2 separate regions of the Homo sapiens genome follow, and region 2 is linked to region 1. A link is a loop called in an ENCODE intact Hi-C map of the cell type or tissue named here. Cell type or tissue: sigmoid colon. All regions are shown on one strand. Links, peaks and the distances in the headings refer to the core of each region. The heading gives the core; the rest is flanking DNA.

Region 1 (5,381 bases), core at 190-5,189:
TGCACTCCATGTTTATTGCACCACTGTTCACAATAGCTAGGATTTTGTTTTGTTTTGTTTTGAGACAGAGCCTTACTCTGTCACCCAGGCTGGAGTGCAGTGGCACAATCTCGGCTCACTGCAACCTCCGCCTCCTGGGTTCAAGCAATTCTCGTGCCCTAGCCTCCTGTACCTGGGACTACAGGCACCCAGCACCACACTTGGCTAATTTTTGTATTTTTAGTAGACGCGGGGTTTCACCATGTTGGCTAGGCTGGTCTCGAACTCCTGGCCTCTAGGGATCCACCTGCCTCGGCCTCCCGAAGTGTTGGAATTACAGGTGTGAGCCACTGTGCCAGGCCTCTGACAAAGCTAAGATTTGGAAGCAGTCTAAGTGTCTATCAACAGATGAATAAATAAAGAAAATGTGGTACATATACACAACGGAGTGCTATTCAGCCATAAAAAAAGAATAAGATTCTGTCATTTTCAGCAACATGGATGGAACTGGAGATCATGTTAGGTGAAATAAGCCAGGCACAGAAAGACAAACATTGCATGTTCTCACGTATTTGTGGGATCTAAAAATCAAAACAATTAAACTCATGTACATTAAGTGTAGAAGGATGGTTACCAGAGGCTGGGAAGGATAGTGGGGAGGGGGTGGAAGGAAGGAGGATCATGTTAATGGGTACAAAAAATAGAAGGAATAAGACCTACCATCTGATAGCACAACAAGGTGACTATAATAACTTGTCAATTAATAATAACTTAATTGTACATTTTAAAATAACTAAAAAAGGGCCGGGCATGGTGGCTTATGCCTATAATCCCAGCACTTTGGGAGGCCGAGACAGGTGGATCACGAGGTCAGGAGATCGAGACCATCCTGGCTAACACGGTGAAAACCTGTCTCTACTAAAAATACAAAAAATTAGCTGGGCGTGATGGTGGGTGCCTGTAGTCCCAGCTACTCAGGAGGCTGAGGCAGGAGAATGGCATGAACCCGGGAGGCGAAGCTTGCAGTGAGCCGAGATCGCGTCACTGCACTCCAGCCTGGGAGACAGAGCAAGACTCCGTCTCAAATAAATAAATAAATAAATAAAAATAACTGAAAGAGTATAACTAGATTGTTTGTAACACAAGGGATAAATGCTTGAGGGGCTGGATTTGCCATTCTCCATGATGTGATTATTACACATCGCATGCCTGTGTCAAAACATTTCACGTACCCCATAAATATATATACCTAATATGTACCCACAAAAATTAAAAATTAAAAAAATTTAAAAAATAAATAAACACTGACTGACAAATGCTAATGAGTGCCAGGACACTAATAGAGTGCCACAACAGAGAATATTGGGAGGAGCAGGGAGACCCTATTTACACAGGTGGTCAAAGATGACCTCTCTGTGTGAGACCTGAAGGATGAAGAGAAGCCAGCCTCCGGGGGTGGAGAAAACAGGACTGAGATGATTGTAAGGTGAGAGAAAGCTCAGGGGATTCAAGAAAGCTTAAGGTGTGGCTGGAAGACTATTGTGAGGGAAGCCTGGTGAGGTTGTGAGAGTTGGAGTCAGGTTTTATTCTAAGCACAATGGAAAGCCATGGAATGGCTTTAAAGTGTATGTGCATTCCTCTGTGCGTACGTATGTGCATGCACGTATATGCGCGTGTGTGTGTGCATCTGATATATCGTCTGGAGCATATTGTAGAGACCCATGAGAAGGTTCCCCACTAGAATTGGTAGTTATGACCTCGTGATCCCTACTACAGCCTTTGATGAAACATCAAAATGTCACTCAAGCATGAGCTTGTCCATCAGCATGAGACATGATCAAATATGAATTATCAAAGAAATTTTCCCCAGTTCTGGGACACACACATGACCAGATGTTCCATGTTGGGTAGCATAGCCTGATTTTTTTTTTTCTGATGCTGAGTTTTGCTCTTGTCGCCCAGGCTGGAGTGCAACGGGCGCGATCTGGCTCACTGCAACCTCCGCCTCCCGGATTCAGGTGATTCTCCCTGCCTCAGCCTCCCAAGTAGCTGGGATTACAGGTGCATGCCACCATGCCTGGCTAATTTTTGTATTTTTAGTAGAGACAGGGTTTCATCATATTTGTCAGGCTGCTGACCTCAGGTGATCTGCCCGTCTCGGCCTCCCAAAGTGCTGGGATTACAGGTGTGAGCCACCGCACCCGGCCGCATATCCTGATTTTTAACTTCCAGCCTCTTGTTCCAATGCAATCCTCATAATGTCCCTTACTGATGTCCCTCTTTGTTGCATCCTGGGTCTTGCTCCTTTTACTCCCCTCTCTTTTCTTTCTCTTTTGATCTCCGCCTGTCCTTCCTCTTCTCTCCTTTCCCCTCCCCTCTCCATCCTTCCTCTCCTTCTCTTCTCTCTGCCTTTCTCATTAAGAGTCAAAGTTCCTTGCCAAACCACAGCTCTTAGGTTTCTATTTTCCCGAACAGATTTCTTGGCTGGTTTTACAGACTTTTCAATTGGTTCTCTCTTCTGCTTCCATGTAGTCTCTTCTCTGTTTCCAGTCACTGCTCCTAGACACTCTCCTCCCCTCCCTTAACAAGCCTAACCCCTAGGTTACAAAGTTTGAAAAATGTCAACAGGAAAAAGGGCTCTTCCTGTAGCCCTGTAAAAAAGAAGACGTGAAGGAGTTAACCTCGAGCGACATCAGTCTCCAGCCATCAGTACAGTGAGGCAGTTCTTGAAAACCAGACAGAACAGAAGGTATCACTGTGCAACGTCCCTTCTGTGGCTCACGGCGCCCTCTGAGTCAGGATAATGAGAGAACATTCTTAAAACATGACCTAACCACGCTCTGTCCTCAAACAAATTCCTGGATGTGTGTGGAGTAAGCTCTCCCAGCAAGCCTGAGCACAGACGTGCGGGGCGGGCTTGTTAGCACTCTTCTGAGTTGCTCCCTTTACAAAGCCACCTTCCCAGCCAGTTCATTTGTATTAAAGTAAACTTTTAAAAATAACCAGTCAGTCTGTCCAGCAAACATGCTATGGGCCTCTTATGGCTGTACTTTCATAATTTTATATTGTGGCGACTGGGTCTCTGTCTTGGGGGGTATTTGGGGGCCTTTGACTTCACACTGTAGCAGGAAGAAGTTATGCAAAATTCTCGTCAGATATAGAAAAAAGGAAACAGGATATCATTCATTTCCAGAATGGAGCAGAATCACAACACAGTGATTGTGATTGCAGAGTGTCCTTTATTTCACCTACACCTGAAGTTGTGTGTGTGTTTGTGCGTGTGTGTGTTTAATACAGGCGGCTTATCTGAGTGATTTTAAGAAATTAATTTAATTGAAAAATGATTAAATTACAAAGAGAGGAAAAAGCATTTGGTTGGCATTACATGGGGTCAGAGGCCACTGCTAATGCAATATTTCATCAATTGCCTCATTGCTATTCTTTCAATGATGTGATTTAGTTTCTCAAATAGCTCTTATCCTGGCAGGCTTGCCTTAGATACATTGTACAGAGGCCTTATAATCATTACAATGTATTTACTTAAACATTTTAAAAACAATTAAGCACTTTTAGATATATTTGTGTATGTGCGTGCGTGCATGCATGCGCGTGTGTGTGTGTGTGTGTGTGTGTGTGTGTGTGTGTGTGTGTGTACATGTCCACAGAGGGATTTTATAAATGTCCGGACAAGGGTTCTGAGTGAACACTAGGACAAGTGTTGAATTTATCCACTGTAGTGCCCTTCATGCATTTCAAAGAGCTCCATGCAGACTCATGTTAAGCTTTTTTCATGCCCTTTGAATATACCACTATCTCCCTTTAATACACTGAAGAAACAAGAGGACAAAGAGTCTCCCTGTGTTCCTTATCCAAGGCCACACAACTGTTGCTGGAACCTTGAGCTTTCTGAGTGCCAGGCACTTACTTGCAGTATATCGAACGCTGGGATATGGTGGAGGTTTAGTTTGTTAAAAAGTGTGATAGCCCTATGATTGTGGGAAAAAGTTTTGACATACTTTGTTTTTTATTTTAATGCAGATCAAGTCATTATAATGGTCTTTCTCTTAGAAGGCTACTGAGGTTGGGTTAAACAGTAACAGGGGTGCTTGGGAAAGGGTAGAGCAACATTTTGGCAGCATATGAATGGGTATGTGTGCACATGGGTGGTAATACCGCATGCCCTGACCTGTCCTATGCCTCTTCCCCTTCACCTTTGTTTCAAAATGTTGTGTCCAGCGTTGAAAAATGCTGGCACAGTTTGATGCAGGTGTTTGCAACCTCCTTCACCCCAAATGCCATGGTGGTGGGGATGCTAGGCTCTCTTAGCATCCCCCTCCTCGTGCTGCATGAGGTGGGAAGGCAAAATCATGTATTCATTCATCAAACGCTGATCAAGCACTTAAGTGCTAAGTACTGTTCGAGGTTCTGCGGATTCACAGAGGAATAATATTCGGTCTTTGTGCTAGCGGGGAGGTAGGAAAGTAAACAAGGCCATAGAGTAAGCTCTACGATAGAGGTAGATGTGGGCCTGGGTGGTGGTGGGGGCACAGGGGAGATGAAGGAGAGGAAAAGGAAGGTTCTCACGGTGAGGGATGGTGAAAGGCCTCCAAGAATTGCTGGAGGCCCCATTCAGTGGTGGGTGCTGGCGCGTCAGTTCCCTCTGAGAGGAAGCATTTCTCAGCAGCACCAAACACTGGCTAGACCTTGAGCTAGATGACGTTTGTTGTCAACTCTCCCAGCCTTCCTGTCTGCGCCCTTTCCCTCCCTGTCTGGAAGGAAGCTCCCAACAGCCTTTTCAAAATCTGCTTAGGGCAGCTATGCATAATCAATATTTATTGAATCAAATTGATCTGAAAAGTATTCGCACTACGGTATAAATGGCTCATACAGGGTACACCTGGGCACATGTACCTGGAAGCCTCAAGCTAAAAGAGCTTTTGCCAGCTCAGCAGGAGAGCTTCATAGTATGTTGGAGGCTCCTACACCCGAGTGCACATTTTCTGGATGGTTGCCCACTTTTTCTGTACTTTAAGCTGGCCCTACTTCCAAGCGCCCAGCCTTACATGTTTTCCCTTCCCTGCCCACTATTGTGGCTATATGATAAGGCAGGATGAGGGCCGATAACTGCTAGTCTCAGACCTTTTGGCTAGAAATGCCACAAGACTACAGCAACAACTGCTTTGAAGCCTGGGAGAGACCAGTGATGAAAAACAAAGTTGCGGCCAGGCACAGTGGCTCATGCCTGTAATCCCAGGACTTTGGGAGGTCAAGGCGGGCGGATCACTTGAGGTCAGGATTCAAGACCAGCCTGGCCAACATGGCGAAACCCTGTCTCTACTAAAAATACAGAAATTAGCTGGGAATGGTGGTGCATGCCTGTAATCCCAGCTACTTGGGAGGCA
Region 2 (5,381 bases), core at 161-5,160, 98 kb after region 1:
TTTTGCCACATGCCCTGTACCTAGCAGGGTGCCTAGTACACGGTAGGTACTCAATAAACGTTTGTTTTAAAAATTAATGAAATATGCCAGGCGCGGTGGCTCACGCCTGTAATCCCAACACTTTGGGAGGCTGAGGCGGGTGGATCACGAGGTCAGGAGATCAAGACCATCCTGGCTAACACGGCGAAACGCTGTCTCTACTAAAAATACAAACAAAAAAATTAGCCGGGCGTAGTGGCGGGTGCCTGTAGTCCCAGCTACTAGGGAGGCTGAGGAAGGAGAATGGTGTGAACCCGGGAGACGGAGCTTGCAGTGAGCCGAGATCGCGCCACTGCACTCCAGCCTGGGCGACAGAGTGAGACTCCGTCTCAAAAAAAAAAAATAGTGAAATAAATTCATGAAAGATAAGCTCCTTGAAGTCTGGGACCATTATGACTCATAAATTTCTGTATAACTTTTCCCAACTACCTCATCACATTGCCACATTATCTTATGAGTTCTCAAAATACGGTTCTTGATGATGAAGCCATAGACAACAAATTTACCTTAAAAATCTAGGAAGAGCTAGGTACGGTGGCTCACACTTGTAATCTCAGCATTTTGGGAGGCTGAGGCAGGAGGATTGCTTGAGCCCAGGGGTTTGAGACCAGCCTGGGCAACATAGTGGGACCTTGTCTCTACAAAAAATAAAAAATTAGCCGGGCATGGTGGTACATGCCTGTGGTCGCGGCTACTGGGGAGGCTGACGTGGGAGGATTACTTGGGCCCAGGAGTTCAAGGCTGCAGTGAGCCGTGATTACACCACTGCACTTTAGCCTGGGTGGCAGAGTGAGATCCTGTTTAGAAAAACAAAACAAAAAGACAAAAATCTGGGAAGACAAAGGGACTGTTCTAACTGTTCCCTCCCTCTCCTTGGATTATGAATTCCCTGGATCTGCCACAGTGGGCTTCTTCCCAATATTTGGGCCTCAAATGCCACATTCTTGGCCTTCCTGCACCACCAAATTTAACCGAACTACTCTTTATCACCCTGTCCTCTGAGACAGGGTGTCCTGAGATGACCTTAATGTATGCTTTTATTTTAACGAAAGTTTCTGATGAAAAATTTGTTGTGATAAATCTAACAGTTACACCAACTCAATCCCCCAAATCTTGGAATCTTTCCTGGGTCTGGGGTCCAAATCTTTGAACCAATAGTGGTTGACAAGACCCAAAGCCAAAGCATTTCCTCACCCCCTTAGTCAATCACCCTGGTCTCCCTTTCCCCTTTTACCCTCTGAACTCTCGGGGCAATGAGTATTTAATGGTTTTGAAAATTCTTCCTTTCCATCAAGGAACAGTGTTAATAATTCCATCCCCTGAAGAAATTTCCAGGGTTTTAGAGTCAATATGATAAAACGCCTTTTAAAAGTGGGCTATAGGTGCTTTTCTAACCACTCTGTGTAATTCTAATAGATTGCGTAATTCCTTACAAAGGTCCTGGATGCTCACCACCCACATCTCCAGCCTAAAACTAGGTTATGAGTAAAATGAAAACTGCAAAAAAAAAAAAAAAAAAAAAAAACTCTTCAATTTTCAACTTCCCATAAAGTCCTCAGCTCGTTGCATACCTCACAGGCATGGAAATCCAGATTGTGCAAAGAGGTCAAGAACCTGAATAATTATTCCACTCGTAACCAAACAGTAATAGACACTCCCTTTGAAATTGTGGAAATTCTCATTTCCACACTAAAGCCAAGGGAACACAGCCGGGATGTGATGTCAGCAGGCAAGAAGACTGAAAGTGGACTTTGATTAATTACCTGATTGGTTCCTGCCCCACTTAGACCTGAATGAAGCAAGTCTGCCACATTGAAAGGTTTGGGGAATTTTAGGTGGAAGAGGGGTGGGATGGGACGGAGAGGCTTTATCTAGTCTGAACCATTCATAGTTTGGGAAAGTGCCCAAGTGAAAACAATTGAACACCAAATCATTTTCCCACGAGGCTGGCAGAGTTCTTCATAGACTATCAAGTTTCAACTGCTTTGTAAACTCTATGAAGACATCTTTAAGGCCCTACATTTTTCCCCCTGGAGAAATGTCTTCACTCCAAGAGGTTAGCCTAGGAAGATATCATTATCTTCAAGCCACAACAACCAATCCCCTAGGCCCCCCATCCTGAAATTCTTGAACCCTGTGCTCCACCCTAACTCAGCTCAGGAAACTGATAAGCAGCTGTAAAAATAGACGTAAAACATTCTCTCCCATTCAAATCAGCGGGCACAGTTTGCACTTTAAAAAAAATGGGGCCAGGAGGTTGTTCTTTTCCACTTTTAAAAAAGTTATGGACTAAAACACAACTAAGCAACCACATATATTACAAAGTGAATTTGTCTCCTCATTAGCTCTTACGTAGCTTATATGTTTGTATGTATGTATTCATTTAAAACTCTGTTTTATCAACATTTTAAAACATCCACAAAGGTAGAGAGACTTGTACATTGAATATAATACAGACTCAACACCCAGCTTCAATGATTATCAATGTAAATTCATTCCATTTTAATGTTCTTCTGATTAAACACAAAATCTCAGAGCACATATTCAGGGCAACTTAAATCTATGCTCCTGGGTTTAAAAAAATATATATGCACACAAAAGCTTGCCATGAGAATGTATCCATGTACAACATTTAATTTTTTATAATACATATTAATTTCTGTGGAGTTTTTGGTCAAAAGAGTAAAACTTCACAAATTCTGACTAATTAGCTACAACCCTGTCCAAACTGTTGAAAAAGTTGCCTTATATGACTTTTTATTATTTATTTATTAATTTTTGAGATAGTGTCTTGCTCTGTCGCCCAGCTTGGAGTGCAGTGGCGTGATCTCAGCTCACTGTAGCCTCTGCCTGCCAGGTTCAAGCGATTCTCCTGCCTCAGTGTTCCAAGTAGCTGGGATTACAGGTGTGCACCACCATGCCCGGCTAATTTTTGTATTTTTAGTAGAGATGAGGTTTCACCATGTGAGCCAAGCTGGTCTTGAACTCCTGACCTCAGGCGATCTGCCCACCTTGGCCTCCCAAAGTGCTGGGGTTACAGGTGTGAGCCACTGCACCCAGCCTTATACAACTTTTTAAAAGGCAATTTTATCACTTCCAAATGATAATATCATAAAAGTATTGCCAAGGAGAGTTTCTGTCAGATTTGCCTTAATAAACACACAAATGGTAACTATAACATTATGAATTATCTTTGCATGCAAATAGGTGCTTCTAAATAATTAAAGATATATTAATCAGCTTGGGCTGCCATAACGAAATACCATAGACTGTGTGGCTTAAACAACAGAGATGTATTTTTTTCACAGTTCTGGAGACTGGAAGTCTGAGATCAGGGTGCCAGCAGGGTCAGATTCTAGTGGGAGCTCTCTTCTTGGGTTACAGACAGCCACCTTGTCACTGTGTCCTTACAAGGCAGAGAGAGAGCAAGCTCTCTGATGTCTCGTCTTATAAGGATGCAAATGGCCAGGCACAATGGCTCACACCTGTAATCCCGGCACTTTGCAGGGCTGAGGTGGGCAGATCACTTGAGCTTAGGAGTTCAAGACCAGCCTGGGCAACATAGCCAAACTCTGTCTCTAATAAAAATTCAAAAATTAGCCAGTTGTGGTGGTGCACCTGTAGTCCCAGCTACTTGGGAGACTGAGATGGGAGGATCCATTGAGCCTGGGAGGTCGAGGCTGCAGCAAGCTATGATTGTGCTACTGCACTCCATCCTGGGTGACAGAATGAGTCCCTGTCTCAAAACAAAAAGGGGTGGAGCGCTAATCCCAACATGAGGGTCCTACCCTTATGAGCTCATTTAAACCTACTTACCTCCCAAAAGCCCCATCTCCAAATACTGTCACGTTGGGGGTTAGAGCTTCAATGTGTGAATTCGGGGGTATACAATTTGGTTCCTAATAAGCTTTAGACAAGTTCATCACAAACATCACAAATTCCATATTAGAGCTAGGGGGGATAGCTGCTTTCGCTACAAACAGTTTAGCTTGGAGTTTATAGTTAACTATCAAAGCTTACCTAATAATGCTCAGCATAAATGCTAAGATCTTCTGAAAGTAGAACACAAACCTGGCTTGTGTTTTTTTAAAGATCAGTGAATTTTTTTATTGACAGAAATTAGGATGCTTACCAAGAGACCTGGAAAAAATCCAGGCTTTCAAACTTCCCTTGGAATTTGCAAGTGGGTAATTCATTATTCTGCTCCTGTCCTGATAAGTCATGGTTTCTGTGGCTGCCCAGCTGTTGGTGGCTGAACTCTCCCACAAAGGTGACCCCACTGTAAAAGTGAAGTCATCGTGACTGAGCATGGCTGAGAACTCCCCTTGGGAGGTGCAGGGGCATTGGTTCTTATTATAAGAACTCTCTGACTGGAGATGAAAGTGCTTTGGGAACATGGGGCCAAACCTTTTCAACTAAGAGCAGGAAGATGGTACTTCATGAAGGGTATTTGACTTGCCAACATCCTGAGATATAACTTAAGAATGATCTATAACTGGCTGGGCGCGGTGGCTCATGCCTGTAATCCCAGCGCATTAGGAGGCTGAGGTGGGCGGATCACCTGAGGTTGGGAGTTTGAGACCAGCCTGACCAAAATGGAGAAACCCCTAAAAATACAAAAATTAGCTGGGTGTGGTGGCGCATGCCTGTAATCCCAGCTTCTCGGGAGGCTGAGGCAGGAAAATTGCTTGAACCCAGGAGGTGGAGTTTGCAGTGAGCAGAGATCGTGCCATTGTTCTCCAGCCTGGGCAACAAGAGCAAAACTCCACCTCAAAATAAAAAAATAAAAAAATAAATCTATAACTCATCATAGTGAAATATTTTTCTTCTTAAAATTTATTTTCCAGTTTTTATTTTAGAATCAAGGGGTACATGTGAAGGTTTGTTACAAAGGTATATTGCATGATGCTGAGGTTTAGAATAGAAATGAATCTGTCACCCACTGGGTAGTGAGCACAGTACCCAATAGCTAGCTTTTCAGCCCTTACCTACCTCCCTTGCTTCCCCCTCTAGTAGTCCCCAGTATCCATTGTTCCCATCTCTGTGTCCCCACATACCCAGTGTTTAGCTCCTACCTATAAGTGAGAACATGCAGTATTTGGCTTTCTGTTTCTGCATTAGTTTGCTTAGGATAATGGCCTTCAGATGCATCCATGTTGCTGCAAAAGACACGATTTTGTGCTTTTTAATGGCTGCATAGTATTCCATGGTGTATATGTAGCACATTTTCTTTATCCAGTCTACATAGTGAAATCTTGTCTTGATATTCTCCTGGAAGCTGGAAGCAGATATTGAAAATGAGCATGCTTAGTTTGAGGAGTAGCAACAAATTAACTGGACTA

The links. A loop is a pair of places that touch in the nucleus more often than their neighbours do. Peaks named below come from ENCODE experiments on the same cell type or tissue, not always from the same donor. Only the 100,000 strongest peaks of a DNase experiment are listed, where the experiment ranks them.
Region 2: it touches region 1 in a loop (4-fold over the local background); 1 of 110 quality-filtered maps calls a loop at or near these places.

What each region holds. Positions count from the first base shown.
Region 1 is chr17:62,817,232-62,822,612 of GRCh38, forward strand. All of the region lies in intron 1 of MARCHF10-DT (MARCHF10 divergent transcript), which reads left to right. Among named protein-coding and RNA genes, the nearest start is that of MARCHF10-DT, 11 kb to the left of the region's middle. In sigmoid colon, for the core only: no CTCF peak of the experiment used is centred there; a DNase peak (open chromatin) is centred at 2,770; H3K27ac peaks cover 229 bases.
Region 2 is chr17:62,915,292-62,920,672 of GRCh38, forward strand. No RefSeq gene overlaps it. Among named protein-coding and RNA genes, the nearest start is that of MIR633, 26 kb to the right of the region's middle. In sigmoid colon, for the core only: no CTCF peak of the experiment used is centred there; no DNase peak of the experiment used is centred there.